Linked DNA regions of Homo sapiens: region 2 is linked to region 1. A link is an interaction called in ENCODE POLR2A ChIA-PET data of the cell type or tissue named here. Cell type or tissue: K562. All regions are shown on one strand. Each heading gives the region's core, and the rest is flanking DNA. Links, peaks and the distances in the headings are about the cores only.

Region 1 (7,952 bases), core at 1,257-6,256:
TTAATAAAAGAAGTGAAACCTCCTCAGTCATGTTGTGACTTCCAGCGTCTCCCTTAATTCCCACACTAGCCCTGGGAGATGTGCATTGCCACGGGCCCTATTTCACAGATGGGAAAACCAAGACTGAGGGAGACTGTGGCTCATCCAGGGATGCAGAGCCAGGCACAGACAAATCTCATGCTCTTAGCCATGCCATACGCCATCATCTCCACCCCAGCCCTACACCTGGAGCCCCTACACCTGGATACCCCACATGTAGATGCCCCATGCCTGGGCATTCAACATACCTGGATACTCCATGCCTGGGCATCCCAGGCCTGGGTGCCCCACATCTGGGCATCTCACACTGGCAATGGGAACAGGCTGAATGGGGGCCCCTGCCCTGGAGACCCTGACAGCCCTGCTCCCAGAATCACTAACACTTGCAGGAGGGCCTGCGTTTTTATTTCTGTCTCCTTGGGCAGGAAACATGGCCAGGAGAGAGATAAGGAGGAAAGAAAGGAGGGGCAGGCTTCTCTGGAGCCAGGGCTGCTGCCTCCCCCTCCACACACAGGGCAGAAGAATAGAAGGAAGTGGCCAGAGAAAGGCAAGTGTCTGAGTCGGGGGGTAGGGGATGTGGGGCAGGGAGGTTATCATCTACAAATAACCCTATCTCCAGGACCCCCAGGAGAGGATCAGAAGGGGCTGAGGCCAGAGGGTCTGGGCTGTGTGGCTGAGGGGGTGGACAGGGGTCATCAGTGTCTGCCTGGGAGATGATCAAAGGGCCACACAGAGGACAAGGACATGACCCAGGACCCTCCCCTCTGCCTGCTGCTCTGACCCTGCAGTTGGCCAAGCAGGTTGTGCAATGACCCACCTGCCCATTGGATCAGTCCTCCCCGAATCCATCCAAACCTTCGTTCCCCCACCCACTCATCCATCCATCTACTCCTCCTGCCTCCCTGCCTCTGAGCCTTCCATTCTCTGTTCCTTCTGCCCACCACATCTACCTTTCCTCTTCTCCTTCTTTCCACTGCATCTACCTTTCCTCTTCACCTTCCTGACTCATTCTTCAGGTCCCAGCTTAGAAACAACATTCTCCGGGAAGCCTTCTCAAACACCCCCACAAAATCCAGTGTAAGGAACATGGCCCATGGCCTCCCACAGCCCTGGTCTTCTCTTTCTATGATACTTATGACAACGACAATTTCATACTCACATCCATTTCCCCTGCTACCTGAGGTAGCTGATAATTCTTCAGCACCCAGAACAGTGCCTGGCATACACTAGGTGCTCAATAAGTTCATCTGGCATCTTTACTTTCTTATCTGTGTCTCTTCTCTCTTCCCTGTCTCTCTTTCCCTTTTCAAGGTTTCCTGAACACCTACCTGAGCCAGGTTGGTGTTTGCCACTGCCCTTGAGGCTGGCAGAGCTAGCATGGGAGTAGATGAGGCAGTGGAGTGGATGGATATCCTACCCACAAATCATATGACCAAAGGTAGAGAGAGACTGCATTCTGTTTGGGGTAAGGGAGGAGGAAGAACTGAGAGTGGGCTTCTCGGGGGAGATGGCACTTGGGCAGTGGAGATGGCAGTGGAGATGGGCAGTGGAGATGGCTGAGGGGTAGGCTCAGGAGTCACACAGGGAAGCACAGGCAGCTTTAGGGAGTGGGAGGTGTAGGGAGGAAGTCTCCCTGAAGAGAGGGGGCAGAGTGAGAGTGATGCAGTAATAGCAGTATCGAAGTAGTGGCAGGGAAAGAGAGATGTGGGGGTGAGGCAGGGAGGGAGGGAGAGAGAGAAAGAAACAGAGATAGAAACAGCAGAGAGATGAGGGAGAGCTAGACAACACGGCAATGTGACAGAGAGAGAGAGCAGGACACCAAGAGACCCCATCGCATGCCCAGGGTGTGTGCTGGTGGAGGCCAGAGGACAGTCCAGGTGCCTGGCTATGGTGTGTCCTGCCTTTGAGAGAGTGGCAGGCCCTAGGCAGGGGTTGGGGGGGCCTGGCTGCTAATCTCCAAGAGAAATGGTCATGGCCATAGGCCTTAATGGAGTCGATGACTCACAGTGTGTGGGGGGGTGGGGAGGTGGGGTGGGGATGGGTCCCATGCCAACAGCTATGCAGGAGACAGCTCTGGCTTTGAGGATGAAACTCTGTAGCCAGGGCCAGTGCCTGGGGCCTGCTTGCTGTCTGGATGCCTCCAACATCGAGAGGCTGCCTTTGAAGGAGAGGCCTGGCCGAGCCCAACTCCTAGCCTCTGGCTGGGCTGTGTCCTCTTCCCGTCCTTCAACCTCTTCCTCTCCTGGACTGGGAGGGGTAATCTGGGGCCTTCCAGAGGTGGCCAGGAAATGGGAAGGAGGGTGCAGCACCAGTTTTGGGGCCCCTCTAAGGGTGAAACTGGGGTGCAAAACATGGGATCTGCCATGACATGGACATCAGGATGACTAAGAGGCCCTGGAATGTGGGGAGCAAAGCGAAAGGCCCAGGGATGTTCCTGTCCTCAGAGCAAACTGTTTGAGCCTGGCCTTTCTGGACCTAGATCTTAGCAAACCCTAGGCATTGTTCAGGCTCAGAGTCCAGGTAGAGCAGACTTGTCATCTGCCCTCTGGGAGGGCTTAATTATTAAAATTAAAACAGCTACCATTTATTCAGAACTCACTTGGGGCCAGGCATGGAGCTACGTACTTTACACAAAACACTGTGTTTGTCCCCAGTGACTGTCAGTTGCAGGCACAAGTATCACCCCTGTATTAGTTATCTATTGCTGTGTAACAAATCACCCCAAAGCTTAGTAGCTTAAGACAGCACTCATTTATTGTCTCACAACTTCTGTGGGTGAGAAACCTGGGCATGACTTAACAGGGTCCTCTACTTCAGTGTCTCTCACAAGGCTGCAATCAAGTCGTCTGCAAGGGCTGTGGTCTCATCTGAAGGCTTGAATGGGAAAAGATCTCTTTCTCAGCTTAGTCAGTGGTTGTTGGCAGAATTCAGTTATCTCTGGGCTGTGGCCAGAGGCTGCTGTTAACTCTTCATCACGTGGGCCTCTCCCCCACACACACTTGCTTTTTCAAAGTCCACAAGCAGAAGGTGGTAGAGTCTGCTAGCAAGGTGGAACTCACAATCTTTTGTAACGTAAGCAGATACAAAGTAACATCCTCAACATTGCTGTATTCTATTGATTAGAAGTAAGTTAGTGACTCAGTGGAGAGGATTACAAAAGGCCATGAACACCAGGAGGCAGGGTCACTGGGACCATCTTAGAGGTTGTCAGCCATGCCTCCATTTGATAGATGCAGAAACAGAACCATGAGAAGTTAATCATTCAAGGTCACAGCTAATGAGTGGCAGGGCCAAGATTTGGACATGGGTCTGTGGGACTTCCAATCTGTAGCAATGCAGAGCCCAGGCTCTGGTAACAGACTGGCTCCACCCCTTACCAGTGATTGATCTTGGGCTAGTTAGTTACCACTTGAAGCCTCAGTTTCTTCTTCCATAAAATGAGGATAACAATCATAATGATAGAAAATCTCACGTAGCACTTACTTTGTGCCAGGTACTCTTCATGTAAGTCTTTTTATGAATGAGCTCACTTGATTCTTACAAGCACCTGTAAGTATGAGCCCTCCCATTCTGCCCACCCTAAATCATACCATGAGATTTCCTTTTTTTGAGGGGGGAGGGGAACGAAGTTTTGCTCTTGTTGTCCAGGCTGGAGTGCAATGGCACGATCTCAGCTCACTGCAACCTCTGCCTCCTGGGTTCAAGCGATTATCCTGCCTCAGCGTCCCGAGTAGCTAGGATTACAGGTATGCGCCATCAAACCCAGCTGATTTTTGTATTTTTAGCAGAGGTGGTGTTTCCCCATGTTGGTCAGGCTTGTCTCAAACTCCTGACCTCAGGTGATCCACCTGCTTTGGCATCCCAAAGTGCTGGGATTACAGGCATGAGCCACCGCGCCTGGCCCAACATTTCCTTTTGAAAACTGTCCAGTGGTTTCCCTTCCCACTAGAAGTAAAAGCCAAAGTCTTTTGCTCCTTGCTCACTCCTTTCCAGCCACTCTGGCTTCTGGCTGTGAATTGTCCTCCCGGGGCTCTTGTGTGTGTAGTTCCCACAGCCTGGAGCCCAGTCCTGCAGCTGGGGCTCCCTCCTCACTTCCTGCGGCCTCTGCTCAAGTGTCATCTCTTAGAGGGCCCTGGGTCCCCCTGTTTAAATACCACTCCCCCTCCCATTTTCTTTATTTTCCCCCTTTGTTTTTTCCCCTCCTGTTTTCTTTTTCTTTTTTTCTTTTCTTTTCTTCATTTTTCTTTGAGACAGGGTCTCACTCTGTCACCCAGGCTGGAGTGCAGTGGCACAATCACAGCTCACTGCAGCCTCAACCTCCTGGGCTCAGGTCCTCCCATCTCAGCCTCCTGGGTAGCTGGGACTACAGGCGTGCATGCACCACCATGCCTGGCTAATTTTTTAAGAAAAATATATTTTCTGTAGAGACAAAGTCTTGCTATGTTGCCCAGGCTGGTCTGGAACTCCTGGGCCCAAGTGATCCTCTCACCTTGGCCTCCCAAAGTTCTGGGATTACAGGCATGGGTCACTGCACCTGGCCCCCGCTCCCATTTTCTATCCCCTTACCCCGCTTCTCTTTTCATCACAGTGCTGACGTTATATGATATCAGTTTTGGTTTCTTCATTGTCTGTCCCCCTCAATAGATTATGAACACAAGGACAGAGGCATTGTTTGTTCCACCGAATCACTAGTACCCAGAATAGTGCTGGCCTACCCCAAGGCACTCAATAAATATTTGCTGAATGAATGATTGGATGAATGCTAGCTTTTGGTCATTGAGGGTAAGGCCGTGAAAAGCACCTCTGACCCTTCAGTCCAGCCTGGCTGCACCTCTTCCTCCACTCCTTGCCTTCTCCCTCTAAGAAACTGAGGTGAGGAGGAATTCTGGGTTCTTGGGAATCACTGAAAAGAAGCTACCCCACTGTCGCTCAGAGCAAAGATATAGCCTGGCCCTGAAGGGAAGGAACTGCTCTGGTACCTTCCATCCATCAGTCCTGGCTGCCATCCACTGAATTTAAACAATTTGGTTAGATAGAGCAGTTATGTCCATTTCCAGCCGGGCACGGTGGCTCACACCTGTAATCCCAGCACTTTGGGAGGCTGAGGCAGGCAGATCACCTGAGGTTAGGAGTTCAAGACCAGCCTGGCCAACATGGCAAAACCCCATCTCTACTAAAAATACAAAAATTAGCAGGCACAGTGGCGCGAGCCTGTAATCCCAGCTACTTGGGAGGCTGAGGCAGGAAAATCGCTTGAACCCGGGAGACGGAAATTGCAGTGAGCCAAGGTCGTGCCACTGCACTCCAGCCTGGGTGACAGAGTGAGATTCCATCTCATAAATAAATAAGTCCATTTCCATTGTAGTGGCAGAGAATGCAACAATTAAAAAACATAAATGTGAATTCAAATGCCAACACAAATACTAATAGCTCATGTTTATTGAGCTATTACTAGGTGTGAGGGGCTGAATTCTCTCCTCCCCAAATTCATGCTGAAGTCTTAACCTCCAGTACCTCTGAATTTGACTGTATTTGGAGTTAAGGTCTTTAAAGAGATAATACATTAAAATGAGTCCACTAGGATGGGTCCTTATCCGATATGACTTATGTTCTTAGAAGAAGAGACTGGGACATGGACCCGCACAGAGGAAAGACTGTGTGAAAGCATGGCATGGAGACAACTGTCTACAAGCCAAGGAGAGAGGCAGCAGAAGAAACAAACCCTGCTCACACCTTGATCTCAGACTTCTGGCCTCCAGATCTGTGACGATGGAAATGTCTGTTGTTTAAGCCAGCCAGGCTGTGGGACTTGGTCAGAGCAGCTCTAGCAAGCTCAGACACCAAGCATGATGCCAGGCTGCGTGTGCAAATCTGGCCAATGAGGTACAAAGGCAGTACTAATGAGGTTTTCCTCTCTCTTATAAAGAAGCAGGTTGGATGTGGTGACTCATGCCTGTAATCCCTATGCTTTGGGAGGCCGAGGCAGGAGGACTTCTTGAACTCAGGAGTTTGAGGCCAGCCTGAGTAACATAGGAAGACCCTGTTTCTACTAAAAATTAAAAAAATCAGTCCAGCATGGTGGCGCATGCCTGTAGTCCCAGCTACTTGGGAGGCTAGGAAGTGGGAGAAGCATTTGAGCCTAGGAGACTGAGGCTGCAGTGAGCTATGATGGCACCACTGCACCCCAGCCTGAGTGACAAAGTGAGACCCAGTCTGAAAGAAAAAAAACAAAGGGAAGAGTCCCACTCTTTGAAGGCCTATGAACATTGTTGTTTGAGTATGCTCTGCCTGGAGCTGCTGCAGCCATTTTGCCACCATGAGGCAAGCAAACATGGATACACAGAAAGATGAAAGGTACCTGGGTCCTCGATGCCTCTGCTGAACTGTGAATTACCCACCCTAGTTCTGGACTTTTATTTATATGAGAAAATGGAAATTCGTTGCTTTTTAGGCCACTTTGAGTTGGGCTTTTTGTTACCTGCCTCTACACCAGTGTGGCACCCCAGTGACAAAGGCAGTCCCTAGTCATACCCCAAGGCCCTGAGAAGTGGAGTGACCTGTCTCACATTATACAGCATATGAATGGGGTTCTGAGACTCAGGCCTCATCTTTCTACTCCAAAGTTCAAGTTCTCTGGGCTGTTTCAAGCTGCCTTGGCCCTGAAATTTTGGATGGGACAAGACCCCTGGAATCTGAAACCACTTGGCCTCCCACATTGCCATGGGAAGCAAGGAGGACTCCGAGCATGGAACCAAGGCCAAGGGGTGGACATTTAGTGGGAGCAATCATGGACTCAGGGAGAGGCAGGGCTTGCTCAGAGTCAGGGGCAGCAGACCACAGAGGAGGCTGCCAGGGGAGGCTGTGAGCCTCAACTTCCTCCCCTACACATCGGAAATGATAATAGCGCCTACCTCTTTGGCTTGCTGTGAGGATTAAATGAGAAAATGCAAAATGCCTAGAGCAGTATCTGGCCCATAGTGAGTAGTCATAGGTCTTAGTTTGTACTATTACTTTGTGACATCAGCCTGTTTCCGTTTTGTCCTCCAGTCCCCAGCTGGGGCCCTGCCTCCTTCCACCTGAAGCAGCAGCATGAGTGGAAAATTGGCTTTGGGAATCTCTGAGTCCTTCCATTATAGGAATTTGTCCGGGTAGCAGAGCAGCTCTGTGATGTTGTGTATTGAAACCCAAGAGCCCCGCCGGCACGACTGGAATTCAGGAGAAGGGTCCCTCGGGATTCCCTGCACAGCCTGCCAGGCCCACCCACGCTCTCCTCACTGTGTCAGCCTGGCTGAACTCGGAGGGCTGGACTGTGATTAGAGGAGCTGTGGTTCCAGACGACGGTCACCCTCTTAGCTACTGTGTATCCAGCACCACTGTGTACTTCATTTCATTCACCCACTCAGTCCTCCTGAGCGGTAGGTATCCTGTCCCTGAAGAAGAAACTGAGGTTCAGAGTGGCGAGGTCAGTTTTCCACAGTAAGCGGCGGAACTGTGATCTGCACTCAGACCTGTCCAGAGGGAAAGCTTGTGCTTTGTCCACTCTCAAGCACACAGAAAAGTGTCACTTCATCCCACCCAAGCTAAACCCAATTGAGAATCAAAATCACGAATTGGTCACCAAAGACTGTGGTTAATTTAGAGACCACTACGTGTGAAGTGCTGTGCCAAGCACTGTGCTCTGATATCCCTCTTGGGGTTTCACAGTTTATCTTACCACAGTAAAGGCTCTGAGAAGTCCTGCTATAAAGAAGCCCCTTTAACGTTGAGTCACTACCAGCTTCCTGCTTGGTAGAGTTCTGTTTTCCAAGAATCCCATTCACACCCCTTGCACAGAACATGCTTTTGAAAAAGGTCAGTCTAGAGAATGGGAATGCTGGGGAGAATCCTTCCAGGACCTTCAGAACAAACCCATG
Region 2 (5,000 bases), core at 1-5,000, 570 kb before region 1:
AAGTAGACAACCATGGTTCTAATACAAAGGGAGGCTCTTTGGCCAATGGGAGAGCCTTGGTAATGGGTGTAATCATTTTGTGGGATATTTTAAATTTCACAGTTTTTTTTTTTCAGTAGCACTCTATATTCTGTTTGAATTTTCCTAGTATGTATATCCCTATTGTGAAGGAAAGTGGTCAACATGTGTTGTTTAAAGCAGCATAAAATAAGGTCTCATTTAATTGGAATTCTTAAAGAAGACCATTTTTATGTGTTTAACTATTTTTTTCAACTTTGTTATTAAGAAGCTTGTTGGAAAAAGACTTTTACCAAGTATCTGATGATGGGAAGCCAAGAAAAGCATTTTAATAGAACTGTCTCAGATTTACAATGCACTAGGGCCTGTAAATAAATTTTCCTGTCTTTAAGGTTTGGACTGATTTGCAGTTGTTTTGTATAGCTTCTGAGATCTAAATCCTCACAGTCCAGATGGAGAGACCATAAAGTTACTTTCCCTGGCAGCCTTGGTCTGTCTTGTCTGTGGGCAAATACAATTGAGTAGTATGTGGATCTTAGTCTGTATAGGTCACCCGTTTTACTGTGATGCCAGTTTTAATTGGTTTGGTGACTTTTCCAAGAGCAGCTCACCAAAGCATTCTTTAAATTTAGGAGAATTAGGGTCCCTAATTTCATAATGCAAATCTAAATTCTCACAGTCTAGATGGAGAGACCATAAAGCTACTTTCCCTGGTAGCCTTGGTCTGTCTTGTCTGTAGGCAAATACAGTTGAGTAGTATGTGGAATTTAGACTGTGTAGTATAGTCACTCATCTTATTGTGATACCAGTTTTAATTGGTTTGGTGACTTTTCTAAGAGTAGCTCACCTAAGCATTCTTTAAATTTAGGAGAATTAGGGTCCTTAATTTCATAATGCAATCAGTTAAATAAATATGGATTAAGGACTTGCTTTGTTCCTAGTATTGTACTGGCATGTTGAGGGAGATTTTAAAAAGGGTGGGCACAGATCCTGTCTTTAAGAAAGGCCCTCAGGTTGCTGGAAAGAGAACTTTCAGTAATACATAAATTATAAGGCCAGGAGTGCTGTGTACTCAGTTATGCTAAGGAGAGCCAGGAATGACCTCAAGATCAGAGTGGATCAGAAGGTGAAAGGAATCTTCACAACTGGGTAGCCTCAGATAGAGAGGGTGAACATCAGGGCACTGACTTCCACCAGGAGGTTCTGTGGAGAGACTAGTAGGTAAGAGGAGCATCTGGTGGCACAGGCACGGGAGGCAGGGGAGAGCTTTGAATACCAGCAACAGAGAACTTGGTTGAGAACTGAAGGGAAGGACGGTAACTAACAAGCGGAAGGTAATGAAAAGATTTGTGAGGCAAGGAGAAAGCAGTGAACATAATTGAAGAGATTTAGGAAAGAAATCAAAGAGCTGGAAGGGACCTTAGAAATTATTCAACCCTTTCCTTGTATTTTACAAGTGACAAGTAAGCCCTAGAGTTGCAGTAATCTTGAGAATGAATTGTTAGGCCTAGTCTGCAGCTGGAACCTAGGTCTCCTGACTCCCAGTCTGATGATTTGTTTTTTTTTCATGGTGTACTGCAGTATTTTCCAAACCGAAGGTAATGATTCATTAGCAGATCATGAAGTCAATTCAGTGGGTCACGACTGGCATTTTTTTTTTAATGAAATATAATAGGAAACTATTAGAGAGCTTTATACAGAGTAAGGGTAAATATTTCCTGTAGCTTTTGTTCCAGTAGTGAGTTGTTGCATAAAATGTATTTGTGTATTTCTTACTGTGGGTCCCAGTCCAGAAAGTTTGAGGAAAGTTGGTACTGGAAAGCCCAGTGGGCCTGTGAGTTGGAGAGACTTGAATTTGAGTCCTGCTCTGCCGGGTGTGTACCAGTTTTGTAGCTTCTGTTTTCTTACCTATAACGTGGAGCTAATAATAGTATGGAGTAGTTGTATTGATTAAATGAGATGATTGACTCAAAGCATGTAGATTCTGGCCCCCCACTCTATGCTGGCCGTCATTTGGGACAACTCCTCCTGGGGCAGCATTTAAGTATTAGAAGGAGCCTCCAAGGAATGCAGAGTGGTCTTAAAGAACCACAGTAAGTTACAACTACTGATGTATTATGCATTTGCTTCTGGGCTTGGAAACTCGAAAGAGAATTTATTCCTGTGGGTTCTGGTGTACATTTTACATCTTGGCATGGAAGAGGCTTACTTCTCTCTCTCTCCTTTTTTTTTTTTTGCGTGTGTGTGTGAGGATCAGAATGACTTGTAGGGAGATAAAAATCAGTGACTCTTTAGCTGACCTTTTTTTTTTTTTAATTCATTGGCACATTTGGATAAAGTATTATTGCTTTCTTTCCCCTTTCCAATGGAAAAAAAAATGGTACTGAGCCTTTTCCCCCTTCTAATCTTTTCTTTGCCTGATCATAATTTTATCCATTTTTTTAATTAAAAAAACTTGTAGAGGAAAGTTAGAATCAGAATAGATGTTTGAGTGGTAAACAGCTGAGGAGCTACAGTCTAGTAAGTATAAGCTAAAAATAAAGGACATTTTTATGTGAATTTAGGAGGACTGGTCACATACCTTTTAGAAATAGCTGTTCACATCCTGCAGAAAGGAGAATGAGTTCTGATATCTGATTTTCATGGTGCCCTCTGCCTCTTCACTTTTCCTCTTCTCCCCATTTTGCTGCCTCTGCCTCCCTTCCCCCATTTCTTTCTAGCCAGCTCCATCCCCTATTGGAAATCCCGCTGGAAAGGGGAGACGAGCTTCATCTCCCACATGATTTGGGCCAGGGGCTAAAGCACTCCCATAAATCTGCAGCTCATTTTAATGCCACGTTAAAACAGTGTGAGCGGCTGGTTTCCGTGGCCCCTGCCCTTTTCTTTATGGGCTTCTTTGGCTCTTCTTTATAAAGAGGCCCTGTGGAGTCATTTTAAAGTCCTTATCAGTTTGCTGACAGCTATATGGGCCTTTCTGCTGAGTCCAGGAGCTCAGGCAGGCGTGTGAAACTTCTGATATTAAAATTGAAGAAAAATGCCAGGCAGAAGGGATTGGGTGGTGGGGCAGTGGTGCAGAGGTGAAAGACTAGCAAGATAATTAACCTTTGCAGGTCCGGAACCTCGCCGTTGGCCACTGGTAGGGGCAGGGCAGGAAGGGTTAGGCAAAAGAGGGTTTTCCAAGGGCTTTTATTTTTATCCCAAGATTAGAAATGCCATTCCACTGGCAGTTTGTGCTTTCACGCTTCAGCAAGTGAGTTGGGCAACTTGAAGGGTTAGGGTGGCCAGGTTTGCAATGAATTTTTTCCTAAAGGCAGTCTGACTGGCTGGACCTCTGCTTGCGTGTCTTTGCCAGCTCCAGCCTGCTGTCTCTGCCTCCGCAGCATCACTGTTATCGAATTTAAAGGGACTTTCATCAGTCTGCTTTGCTGACCCTTTTAGAACAGACTGTTAACCCTCAATAATCCTCCCAGAGAGTTTCATGGAAACACCAGGCCCTCCATAAATGTCAGCCTGCGATGCTTGGCCCTTTTTACCCTCTCTGTTATAGAGAAGTAGACTAGAGGCTGCTCCTGCCTCTATCCTACCACTTTTCTTTCTTTCTTTGCTGGAAAACTGCAGCAGACAGCTGAGGGGAAGGAAAAACCATTACCTGGATCAAGGCCAGTGGTTTGATGGGAGCTTCAAAATCTTTGGCATCTCCTGCCCAGAATGTTTTTCCAGGCATTTTAAAAAGAGCATCCTTACTCTCCTTCTCCTTTAAACCTTCCAACTTTGACTTCCAAAGGGGGATGGATGGGTAGAATAAGCCCTTAGAATGTACTTTATATCTTCCTGCTCTTCTTCTAACTAAAGCTTTTAGGAAGAGGTTAGTAGTGATAAGCAAAATCCAATGGGCATATATATTTCTAACTACTCTGTATACAGCTTTTTGGCACAAACATGTTATTTTTCCTTTTTCAAGTGGACATGAGCAGTTTTGCAAGTGTGTTCCATTTAAAATAGTCATTTAACTTGAGGTTGAGGCAAAAGCAAGAATTTTTATAGTAAGTTAGTCAAACATATATAGCTGTTGATCTTGGATTGTCATTGAACAAATAATAAAATATACTGATTCATTTTATTACTCGTGTAGCTGTTGTGGGGAAGAGTACAGTCATCCCTCAGTATCTGTGGGGGATTGGTTCCAGGACCTCCTGCAGATACCAGAACTCAAGGATGCTCAAGTCTCTGCTACAAAATGGCATAGTATTTGCATATGACCTATGTATATCCTCCCTTATACTTTAAATTACCCCTAGATTAATTATACTTCCTAATACAATGTAAATGCTGTGCAGATAGTTATTATACTGTATTGTTTAGGGAATAAGTGAAAGGAAGAAAATTTTATGTATGTTCAGTACAGGCACAGTTTTTTTTCCGAATATTTTTGATCTGTGATTGGTTGAATCCATGGATGTGGAACCACAGATACAGAACCGCAAATACAAGGGACCAACTGTAATTGTACAAAAACCAAATGAGCAGCAAAACAAAGCAAAATGCCCCAAACTCCAAAGTGGTAGAATCACTTTTCCATACTTTTCTGATGACTAAGTTGATATCATCTAATTAGTTAAGTTTAATTTAGGACAGTGAACTGGGTGTTATTGCTTATACTATACTCTTAACAAACTAAACAACTTTTAAGTATGTTGAAAGTTGTCAGTAAATTTATGATCATGAACAATCTTCATTACATAGCCTTTTGAAGGTGGCGGGTAAAATGGTCACACTTTCCTCCTTGGGCATTTGTTGGAGAATAGTCTCTAAAGTTAACCATCGGTTTAATCCCTTGTCATGAATCCCCAATATGGGATATTGCTTTAGGAAATAGCCTCCCTAATAAAAGTGTTAAATGTTAATTTGCAGCCTATGTAAGAAATCTCTGATTACTTGGGGCTGGTTTCCCACAGGGTGGGACTATTTGACAAATATTTCTG

Evidence for each region. Peaks named below come from ENCODE experiments on the same cell type or tissue, not always from the same donor. Only the 100,000 strongest peaks of a DNase experiment are listed, where the experiment ranks them.
Region 2: POLR2A ChIA-PET joins it to region 1 with 5 read pairs; 2 of 35 experiments call an interaction of 5 or more read pairs at or near these places.

The regions. Positions count from the first base shown.
Region 1 is chr11:44,700,970-44,708,921 of GRCh38, forward strand. It overlaps LINC02704 (long intergenic non-protein coding RNA 2704), which reads right to left and starts at 390. Exons shown (of 3, transcript XR_931234.3): 1 at 288-390. RefSeq lists an enhancer at 7,382-7,952. In K562, for the core only: no CTCF peak of the experiment used is centred there; no DNase peak of the experiment used is centred there; H3K27me3 peaks cover 548 bases.
Region 2 is chr11:44,136,880-44,141,879 of GRCh38, forward strand. The region is part of intron 7 of EXT2 (exostosin glycosyltransferase 2); the gene reads left to right. Among named protein-coding and RNA genes, the nearest start is that of EXT2, 44 kb to the left of the region's middle. In K562, for the core only: no CTCF peak of the experiment used is centred there; a DNase peak (open chromatin) is centred at 2,962.